Regions from separate parts of the Mus musculus genome. Here region 1 is linked to region 2. The links are chromatin contacts, found by Hi-C or POLR2A ChIA-PET in ENCODE. All regions are on one chromosome and are shown on one strand. Each heading gives the region's core, a stretch centred on a gene start or an enhancer-like site at or near the end of the contact. The rest is flanking DNA. Distances are from core to core; before and after follow the strand shown. Region 1 holds the start of Qpctl (glutaminyl-peptide cyclotransferase-like). Region 2 holds the start of Dmpk (dystrophia myotonica-protein kinase).

Evidence for each region. Hi-C counts contacts between places; a loop is a spot of excess contacts on that map. ChIA-PET counts read pairs that join two places held with the same protein, here RNA polymerase II (POLR2A).
Region 1: a loop to region 2 is called in a map of CH12F3, with 2.5 times the contacts of the local background. The contact joins the promoter of Qpctl here to the promoter of Dmpk in region 2. A Hi-C loop is called at or near these places in 2 of 37 maps with a recorded cell type or tissue (CH12F3 and heart). POLR2A ChIA-PET finds 5 or more read pairs at or near these places in 2 of 5 experiments (Patski and embryonic stem cell).

The regions. Positions count from the first base shown.
Region 1 is chr7:19,145,868-19,150,535 of GRCm38, forward strand. It overlaps Qpctl (glutaminyl-peptide cyclotransferase-like), which reads right to left and starts at 3,329. Exons shown (of 7, transcript NM_026111.3): 1 at 3,109-3,329; 2 at 2,509-2,652; 3 at 1,003-1,284. The coding sequence starts at 3,318. It overlaps Snrpd2 (small nuclear ribonucleoprotein D2), which reads left to right and starts at 3,971. Exons shown (of 3, transcript NM_026943.1): 1 at 3,971-4,027. The coding sequence starts at 4,026.
Region 2 is chr7:19,081,797-19,086,375 of GRCm38, forward strand. Dmpk (dystrophia myotonica-protein kinase) reads left to right here and starts at 2,062. Exons shown (of 15, transcript NM_001379257.1): 1 at 2,062-2,358; 2 at 4,190-4,281; 3 at 4,536-4,579. The coding sequence starts at 2,199. Dmwd (dystrophia myotonica-containing WD repeat motif) reads left to right here. Exons shown (of 5, transcript NM_010058.2): 4 at 123-197; 5 at 480-979. The coding sequence ends at 527.

The sequences.
Region 1 (4,668 bases), core at 2,079-4,578, 65 kb after region 2:
GCAAGGGGACGGCCTGGACCAGAGCCGGGGCCAGGGGGCTGTGCGAGGAAGGAGAGGCGTTAGGAATATCAAGTTTTCAGGCTTGGTTTGTAACAGAAGCACTGGGGAACCAGAGGAAGGGTCTGAGGAGGACAGAGACTTGATGAAATGTGTGTTTTCATTCCACAGATTTCTACTAATGTCGGACTTTATTCTCTCTCACTCAGGGAGACATAACAGGAAGGAGAAGCCAGGTCTGTATCATGGAACATACTGAGCTTAGAGAAAAGTCATTGGCACCATAAGGAATGGGCAGTGACCGGAAAGTTACTTGGGGTGGGGGGCGGGGGGGGAAGGAGAGCCTGCCAGGAGGGGGGTTGAGGGGGGGGCGGATGACCCATAGTGAGAAGTGAGCTTTACAAGGCAAATAGTAAATGCTAATGAGGTGGAAATGAAGCCTCTGGATTGGAGGGACACTGAAAGGGGTGTGGCTAGAGTAGAGTGCACCTCAGGTCTAGCCTCAGGACTCTGGCTTAGGGTTAGGATGGGACGGGGGTCCATGGGAGAAGTCTCCAGACACAGGAAGGCAGGATGTGCCATTTAGGATGTAGATCCCTGTGGAAGACTGCGGATGTAGCGCAGCTGACAAAACCTTACTGGACATGCGTGACGCCCTGGGCTCGGTGTCCAGAACAGCATAAATAAGGCGCGGTGGTACATGTACGACTGTGATGATAGCACTTGGGAGATGGAAGCAAGAGGGTCACTAGTTCAAATGCATTCTTGAGTTTGATGTTAGTACGGCCCACCTGAGACACAGCTGGGACTTGAAGAAAGCAAGGATGACAGTAGGTCTGGTGGCCCAGACCTGCCGTGTCACGGCTTGGAAGGGTGGTGCAGAATGACTGAGTTCAAGGCTAGCTTGGGCTACATACTAGTGAAACCCTCTATCAAAAAGGGAAAGCATAGCAGACAGAAACGAGGATGTGGGCCAGAGATAGACTACCCGCCCCTTCTCCTCACCTGCTGCTTGATTCTGCTCAGCATGGCATCAAGGGCCTGGACCAACTCCAGAAGCAGGGCACAGGGCACAGCTGAATCTGTGGCCCCCACAAAGGGGGGCAACCCCGGAGGGAAGAACTTAGAGTCATAATGGCAGGCGAGGGTGAGGTGACGGGCAGCTCCTGGGTCAAGTGTGGCCACCACGTTCCCGAAGTCCAGTGGCCCCAAGGGGGTTGAGGCCGTGAATGGGTCCAGTTCAACATGCCAGCCTGCCGACAGGGACTGCAACGTAGCCTCCAGGAACTAGTGGCAAGAGAGAGGTAGGAGGGTGGACAGGGACTGGGGAGGAGGTGGGGAGAAGGGCCTTGTGACTGGAGCCACGCAGAGCAGTCGGGGTGACTAGAAAGTCCCACTCTGGTTTATGTTGTTCCCTCGACACTGACTTCTGCTGGGAGCCAGATGTAGAACCACCATACTTCTCGGTAGCAACAAAACTTGCCATGGCTTATTTTGAGACAGAATCTCACTGTGTAGTCCAGGCTAGCCTCCAGCTTGCTGTGTAGCCTAGGCTGGAACTCCAGATAATGCTTCTGCTTCCAGAATGATAGGATTATAGACCCAGACCACCACTACACCCAGGTGTGGGGAGTGAGTTTCTCTCCCCACCTTCTCTTTTTCTCCCCCTCTCCCTCTCTCTTCCCCCGCTTCTCTCTCCCTCTCTCCCCTCATGTTGATGCTTCCAAAATCACATGTAGGCCAGCTTTCAAGGAACTCACATCCACCCTTTCCCTCTTCCTGTCTCTCTCCATGGTGCTGAGGGTCGGTCCCGGGTTTCCTGAATGATGCTTTTACAGCCACAGCCACAGCCCCCACTGGTGAATACTCGGCAAACTTTCTACCATTGAGCCACACCCCCATCCTCACATTGCATGATTCTAAGCATGTGGGGACATGCTCTAAGTTCCTCTTAAAACGTTCTCACTATCTGCCAAGCCTGTTTTAGGATCCCTATGAAATCAACGATATCAGTGACTGTCCCCATTTTGAAGATGAGGAAGCTGAGTCCCAAAGAGGTTAAGAAGTTAGTCCAACTAAAGTGGATCCTAAACACAGTATCTGAATGGCACCACACCACTAATTCTGAAGCCAACCTTCTTGGATTTTAATTCTAATTAGCTGTGGGACTTGGACAAAATGTAAAAACTTCAGTTTCCTCATCTGTATAGTGGAGATTATATTAGTTCAGACCTCACCAGAGAGTACACTGCTTCTGCCTAATATAGGATAATATTTAGTGGGGGTCGTATAGTGCGGGATTTGTGTACCACCAAGAGAATCTAGTCAGGTTCACCTGCCGCTGCAGCCACCACCACCACCACTCCCCTACCCGCCTACTCCCCATCTCTGTCCCCCGACCCCCATCAGATCACTTCTGCCTCCTGGCTGTTTTGGGATCTTCGGAGCCTGAGTTCCATTTCCTGACAAACTGGGGAAAGGAAGTTGGGGGTTGACAATAAAACCCTTTACCTTTCTCACTTGGAGATTGCCAGAACTACCCGGGGGTCGCACAATCAATAAGGGACGCAGGAAAGTTCCCCAGAGACGCTGCGGATCCAGCTGCCCTACCACCAGCCGCAGCTTGGCTTCTGAAAGGCTTCCGATCAGCGGGACCTTGGTTGGGAAATGGGATGGGAAAAAGAAAAATGAAAACAACCCCATTCCCACCTTATCCTGGGCGCCGTTGCCTACTAGGAGTCCTGGCTCTTCCTGGTAATGCAAATCTCCAGCATCAAAGATTTCCTAGACTGGGAGAAATCTTCAAAGCAAATCTGGTCCAGCCTACCGCAGTCCTAACGAGGAAATTGCAATCGGGTGATGGAAATTTCTAAATAGATGGCTTGGGCATAGAACTCAGTTCTACCAGTGTTGCTATGAGGACTCGTCATCTTCAGTGGGGTCTATCACAAAACAAGCCTGAAGCCTTATTTTGTTGGGTAGGGGCACGCGCTCAAGTCATGGATAAATGGCACAGGCGGCAAAAGCCAAATGATAAGACCACGGTAACCTGAGACTCAATACGAAGGGAAAGAGGGAAATGACGCTGGCTGGGCACCAGCCAGGGCTCACCCGCAGATCCCGGCTCCGTGACATCTCCTCAACCCCAGGGTGCCAGCTGTTCCAGACGATATAGAAAGCCAAGCCCATAGCCAGCGCCAGCAGCAGCAGGGGCAGGAACTGCACTCGCGGCAGAAGACGGCGCTTGGAAAGTGAGGGTGGTTTCATGAGGCCACGATCCTCGAGCCGCTGCCGGGGCCGCCCGCGGCTCCCGGGACTCATGGTAGCTTTGCTCTGAAACCAATCCCGGTATGGTGGTTTGAGTTTTAGGCCAAGATCCGCCTCGCTGAGGTTACAAAACCCAATAAAGAAGCAGAGTAACTGCGTCCTTCCCTGAGACGATTGCGATTGGCTGTCCTAAGCGCCGCCCCACCCAAAAAGGAGGGCGGAAACCTTAAGGCCCGCCTCCACGGAAGAGGACCAGTCAATGGGCTGCGTCCGAATGTGCGAAACCTTCCAAGGCGCGGGGTCACGCCCCTCACGGAAGTCGATCAAGAAACTGTCGTTCAAGGAAAAAAGGGGCGGCATCCATCCCTAAAACAAGGAGCCGATTGGTTTACCTGAAGCCATGCCCTCAAGAAAAGTGTCCGAGGGTATTTGGAAATGGGGTTGTGTTTTCCATCTTCCAACTGGACGGTTTGACGGGAAAATAATTCTAGTCAGACCCCGTATTATTTTCCTCATGAGCAGACACCCTATTGTGATCCTCAGAAGCTTCAAATCCTCCTTATAGGCATTTTCTACAGGAGAGTGCAGCCTGAAGGGTCGCTATGGTAACAGGCCACGCCCACAGCCGCTGGTATTTGGTTGCGCAGGCGCCGACGGAAGTGAGCCGCAGGAGACGGAAGTCCCGCCCTTCTCGCCCTGTACGCCAAAGGCTGGAGCAACGCGCTTGGAGGCGGGAGTGATCTGCGAGCGAAACCTACACCATGTGAGGCCGGGCTGGGCTTTGGCGGGGCCGTGGAGATGGAGGTGGACAGTTTAGCTGAATAACGGTCGAAATGGGGTGTTTTTATAGCTGAGGGTAGAGTTCCTCGGGCAAAAGTAATGTTTTTCCTTCTGGGGTATTTGAGATCGGGCTTGGGGCCTCGCTCGGATCTTGAGTTCCGGAGAGGGGACAGCTTTATTCCATAACGGGCATGAGACTCTCCGAGGTCCTGAGTCTTGTGGAAAGGAACCATAAAGGGAAAGCTGAGTCTGATGGCACATGCCTGGAATCCCAGGCCTCGAGAGGCTGATGCAGGAGGTTCGCTAGTTGGCCTTGGCCAGCTTCATAGCGAGACCGCTTCCAAAAGTAATAGTAATTTTAAATGGAAGTGGTCTTATGAATAAAGAGCTTGGCGGGGAAGGAAGAACTGTTAGAAATAGTGAAAAGTATGGGACGTAACCAGGATAAATTAGAGAACCTAACTAGAGACTGTCAGAGTAGCAGGGTACTACAGTGGTTTGGTGCGTGTTTATTCATTGAGCATATACTATGTAGACTGCTTGTAAGTTAAGACACATGGTAAATAAAAGGTCCTTGCCTCCAAGGGGGTGGGGGAATCTCCCTGGTGCTTGTAAAAAGAGTGG
Region 2 (4,579 bases), core at 812-3,311:
CCTTGCTTTGGAAGGCTAGAGTCCAGAAGCCTTAGAACGTCAGGCAGTTGCAGAGCCACTGCCAGGCTAGTAGGGCTGCGGGAGTTGACTGAGTTCTCACAGACACCCCTCTGTCTCCCTAGTTCACAGACGAGGAGACCGAGGCCCAGGCAGGGCAAGCAAGTTGGCCCAGGTCACCCAGCAAGTCAGTTGTAGAGGTAGGACAACCCCTGAAGCTGCAAGTGGACCCCAGTTTCTTTTCTCTCCACTGTCGTCCCCTGTATGCCCAGGACACCTGGGGCCACATTACTGTGGAAGTGCTACTCTGGGTCAGTGGAGACGGCCGAGCTGTTTGTTCCTAGCTAGGACAGCAGCTTTAGGCCTGGGGGGCAGATCCCAGCTGGGGCAGCAGCTCCAAGGCCTTTGGGTGGCTCCTTCTCCGGGTTCTGGCAGAAGCCCAGGTGCTGTCTAATCCACCTTTCTCCTCTTGTTCTCCCCAGGGCATCTCCTCCCAACCAGGCAGCTCCCCCAGTGGCACTGTGGTGTGAAATGTGGATGTCCCATGTTCCCGGCCTCCTAGCCATAACCCTCCCCGCTGACCTCAAGAATCACTGTATTAACAAGACTAATCATGATGGAAGGACTGCTCCAAGCCCCACGCTGCACACATACTGGGGGTCCCCTAGGTTGGCCCAGCCATGGGGATGTAGTGTCCTGTGTGGCCTTGGCCCTGTCCTCCACCCACTGCCAAGTACAATGACCTGTTCTCTGAAACATCAGTGTTAACCATATCCCTGTCCCAGCATGTGACTGTTCACTCCTGGGAGAGACTTAGCCCACAGTACCCCTGGGTGAGAGGGCAGGGCAGGGGCCATCCCCACTCCTGCCCAAACTCCACCCCTTGCTATGGTCTGTGATTTTGAAAGTGTTAAATTATGGAAGCCCTGAGGGCCCTCCTTGTTCCCCTGGACCTCTTATTTATACTAAAGTCCTTGTTTGCACAGTGTTTCTGTTCCCTGGGGCAGGGTAGGGTGGGGGTTGCAGTACTTGGCCTCCAAGCTGTGCTCTGACCAAAGGAAGCCCAATCTTAGCTGTTTCCCCATCCCTAGCCCCGAGCAGAGAGCCCTCTGAAAGATGAGTCTCGACCCCCAAAGTCAAGAGGCTGAGATGGCCTTCCTACTAGGTCCTTGGAGATGTTTGAAACTTGTTTTAAACACCAGGACTATCCAAGCATGCTCTCCTTGGGGAGAGGAGGATGCTGGAATTGACTGCACTCCCTGCCTCCTCTGAACATGCCTTTGCAGTCTGCTGCCCCTGGCCCATTTATGACTGGCCATCTAGTGCCAGCTGGAGGTCATGATTTCCTCCCCAGAGAACTGGCCACCCTAGAAAGAAGCTAACTTGTCGCCTGGCTTGCTGTCCAGGCAGCTCCGCCCTCAACCCCTAAAATGTTTCTGTCTCTAATCCTAGCCCAGGCAGGAATGTGGCTGCCCCGGCCTGTGGCCAAGGAGCTATTTTGGGGTTCTCTTTTGCTTAAGGAGGGCCTGGATCCACCACTTGCCTCCCCCAGGCTGGGGCCAGCAGGTCACCCCTGGCCCTGGCGGCTGAGCAAACTCTCTCCTGATCTTCCTTCTACCTCCTGCCAAAAAATGGGGGGGCGGGTAATACAGCAGGCACAGGGGCTAAATTTAACTGTCCCAAAGTCGGAATCCATTGCTGAGTCACGAAGAAGCTGCCCCTGGCCTTTGCCCCCCCCACTACCCCCTCACCCCCTGTTGCCCAGGCATCAGCCCTTTCCCCCAACCCCTCCCAGCTCTGAGTCTATAGACTGGCTCTCCTGGGCACTGACACCTCCCACCTGTAACTCCCTGTGCTCTCTTTATGGGTGGGTAGAGTCAATGGGGGGGGGCAACCCTGGAGTATTACTCTGTCCCCTGACATTGGGCTCTGAAGAGTTTTGAGGGGCCCTGGAAGAAGGGAGTTGGGGTGTTGGCTCAGGAGGGGTTAAAAACTGGGAGGCGGGAGGGGGGCTGGGCCAAGGGGTGGAGAAAAGAGGAGGAGGCCTTAAGCATAGAACTGGCCAGAGAGACCCAAGGGATAGTCAGGGACGGGCAGACATGCAGCTAGGGTTCTGGGGCCTGGACAGGGGCAGCCAGGCCCTGTGACGGGAAGACCCCGAGCTCCGGCCCGGGGAGGGGCCATGGTGTTGCCTGCCCAACATGTCAGCCGAAGTGCGGCTGAGGCAGCTCCAGCAGCTGGTGCTGGACCCAGGCTTCCTGGGACTGGAGCCCCTGCTCGACCTTCTCCTGGGCGTCCACCAGGAGCTGGGTGCCTCTCACCTAGCCCAGGACAAGTATGTGGCCGACTTCTTGCAGTGGGGTGAGTATGGATAGGAAGCCTGGGGTTGGGTGCAAGGCAGAGGTGGGTCTACAGGGCAAGAATGGGCTATGGAGGGGCAGGAGGGCCTGGAAAGGGCTTTTTGTAAGGGAGCCAAGCAGAGCTCATGACCTGACCCCAAGCTCCCCTGGTGAGGCACCAGGGTCAGTGAGGCCACCTATGACTCAGCCAGTGCAGGCTGGGGTGGGCATAGCCTCCTGCTATCTCAGCACCCACACTAGGACCTGGCAGCTTTCTCTTTTAGGACCCTTGGCTCCTCAAACTGGCTTCATAGCCCTCCCCAGTTTCCCAGAGTGTGGGGAGGGACAGCGTGGGGCAGCTGCCAGGGTGTGGCCCATAGGCAGGTGTTTGGCGTCTGCCTCCCCAGCTGCCCTGACAGGTGTCCAGGAGCTATGAGGGCACTGTGACTCACAGAGGCCCTGGGGGAGAACCAGCCCGGCAGACAGGCGCCACCGAGCACCCTTTCTGTTCCCCAAATTAAGAGGAAGGAACAACTTCAGCTTCTGAGTGTGCCCATCCCTAGCACTCTGATCCCGCCCAGCCTTTGTGGGCCAGATTGGTCATCCCTCCTGGCTTCTCATCTGCTTTTGTGGTTCTAGCTCAAGACCTCTAATTCCTCTGCTGACTTAAATGCCCTTCCCCAGAGGTCTTCTCAGGCCTAGTGGACAAGCTTGGAGCCTTATCTGCTCCTGCCCAACATTGAGCCAAAGCTCCAGCTTACCCCAGCTTCCTTACAAGTAACGACCTGTTTTGTTGCTCTGTGCCTATTATTAAGGGTCCAGGTCTTGATTCTTGGCTGTCTGCCCATGTGTGTGACCCTAGTGCATTCTCCCCTCCTCCCCCGTTTCACAGATGGAAAGGTTGAGGCCATCGGTTAGACTGCTAAGCCTGTGAAAGACTTTTTCTCCTCTCCAGTCTTTAGTGTCTCCCTCAACCTTTCTTTTGAAGGATGGGGTTTGGGCTGGCAGGGTAAACTGAGAACTGGGGTGGGGGCAGGGGGTCTGACCCTCTGGGAAGGAGCAGTCCTTTTGTGGCCTGAGCAGCATCCTGTGGGCCCCTCCCCTGCCAGGCCTGGGCGGGGGAGGGGGCCTGGGTTCCCGCTGCCTTAAAAGGGCTCAACGCCTTGGCTCTCTCCTCCTCCCCACCCCCCAGCCTTGGCCCTAGCTGTATCTTCCCCGGCTGCCCACTTTCCCAAACCCCTTTCTTCTCTGTGACCCCATCTCCCCGCTTCCCCACACGTCCCTCCTCCATCCTTACTCCCCGGCCTTAGAACTTCCCTAAGGGAGATCTGACCTCCCTCTGCCCACCCCGCACCCCCAGTCGCCAGCCTCAGACCTAGCTGCTCTCCCCTCTGGCTGAACCACCCTAGCACAGGACCTTATACCCTGGAGCTTTGGTTATAAGAAGACTCTCCTTCACCCTTTGGAAACCAAGAAAGCCCTTCCAACAGTGTCCAGGATGCTGGAGGGCAGTGACCCTCCCCCACTTCTTCTTCGTGCTGGCTGTGCTGACACAGCTCCAGTTCGAGGTTGTGGCCCGAGACATTAAGTGAGAGCCCCGGGTGACCTGACTTAGCACCCTGATCATCACATGGGAGTGAAAGGCCTGATGCGCCAGCTTCTCCCACTGCCTCCCTTTCTGCCCTGCAACCCTGTGGAAACAGGCAGTTCTGGGTCCCACAAACATCACAGAGGTTTTGAAAGCAGAATCCTAAAGCCGATTTAAGGGGCAGAAGGAAGGAGGCTATAAAGTCACTACCCTTACCGCTAGTGTTCTGATGACCCTTGGTTCTTCTTCCCCCACCCCCGCCCAGTGGAGCCCATTGCAGCAAGGCTTAAGGAGGTCCGACTGCAGAGGGATGATTTTGAGATTTTGAAGGTGATCGGGCGTGGGGCGTTCAGCGAGGTGAGTCTTCAGTGGCCTGGGAATGGAACTTTACTTGATGTGGGTGGGGCATAACAGCTGGGGCAGAGCCTTAAAAATTGATGAATGAGCTTGAATTTAAGGCTGGAGGGGTGGGGGCGGAGCTTGTGGTCAGTGGGCGGTGTGCACGTGAGGGCGGGGCTAAGGTTGGGTGGAGATAAGGGTGGAGTCCTGTCTGGGTGAGCCTTGCTGGTTTTCCCTGCCACCTCTTGCTGTCATCTCGGTTCCGTATTTAGGTAGCGGTGGTGAAGATGAAACAGACGGGCCAAGTGTATGCCAT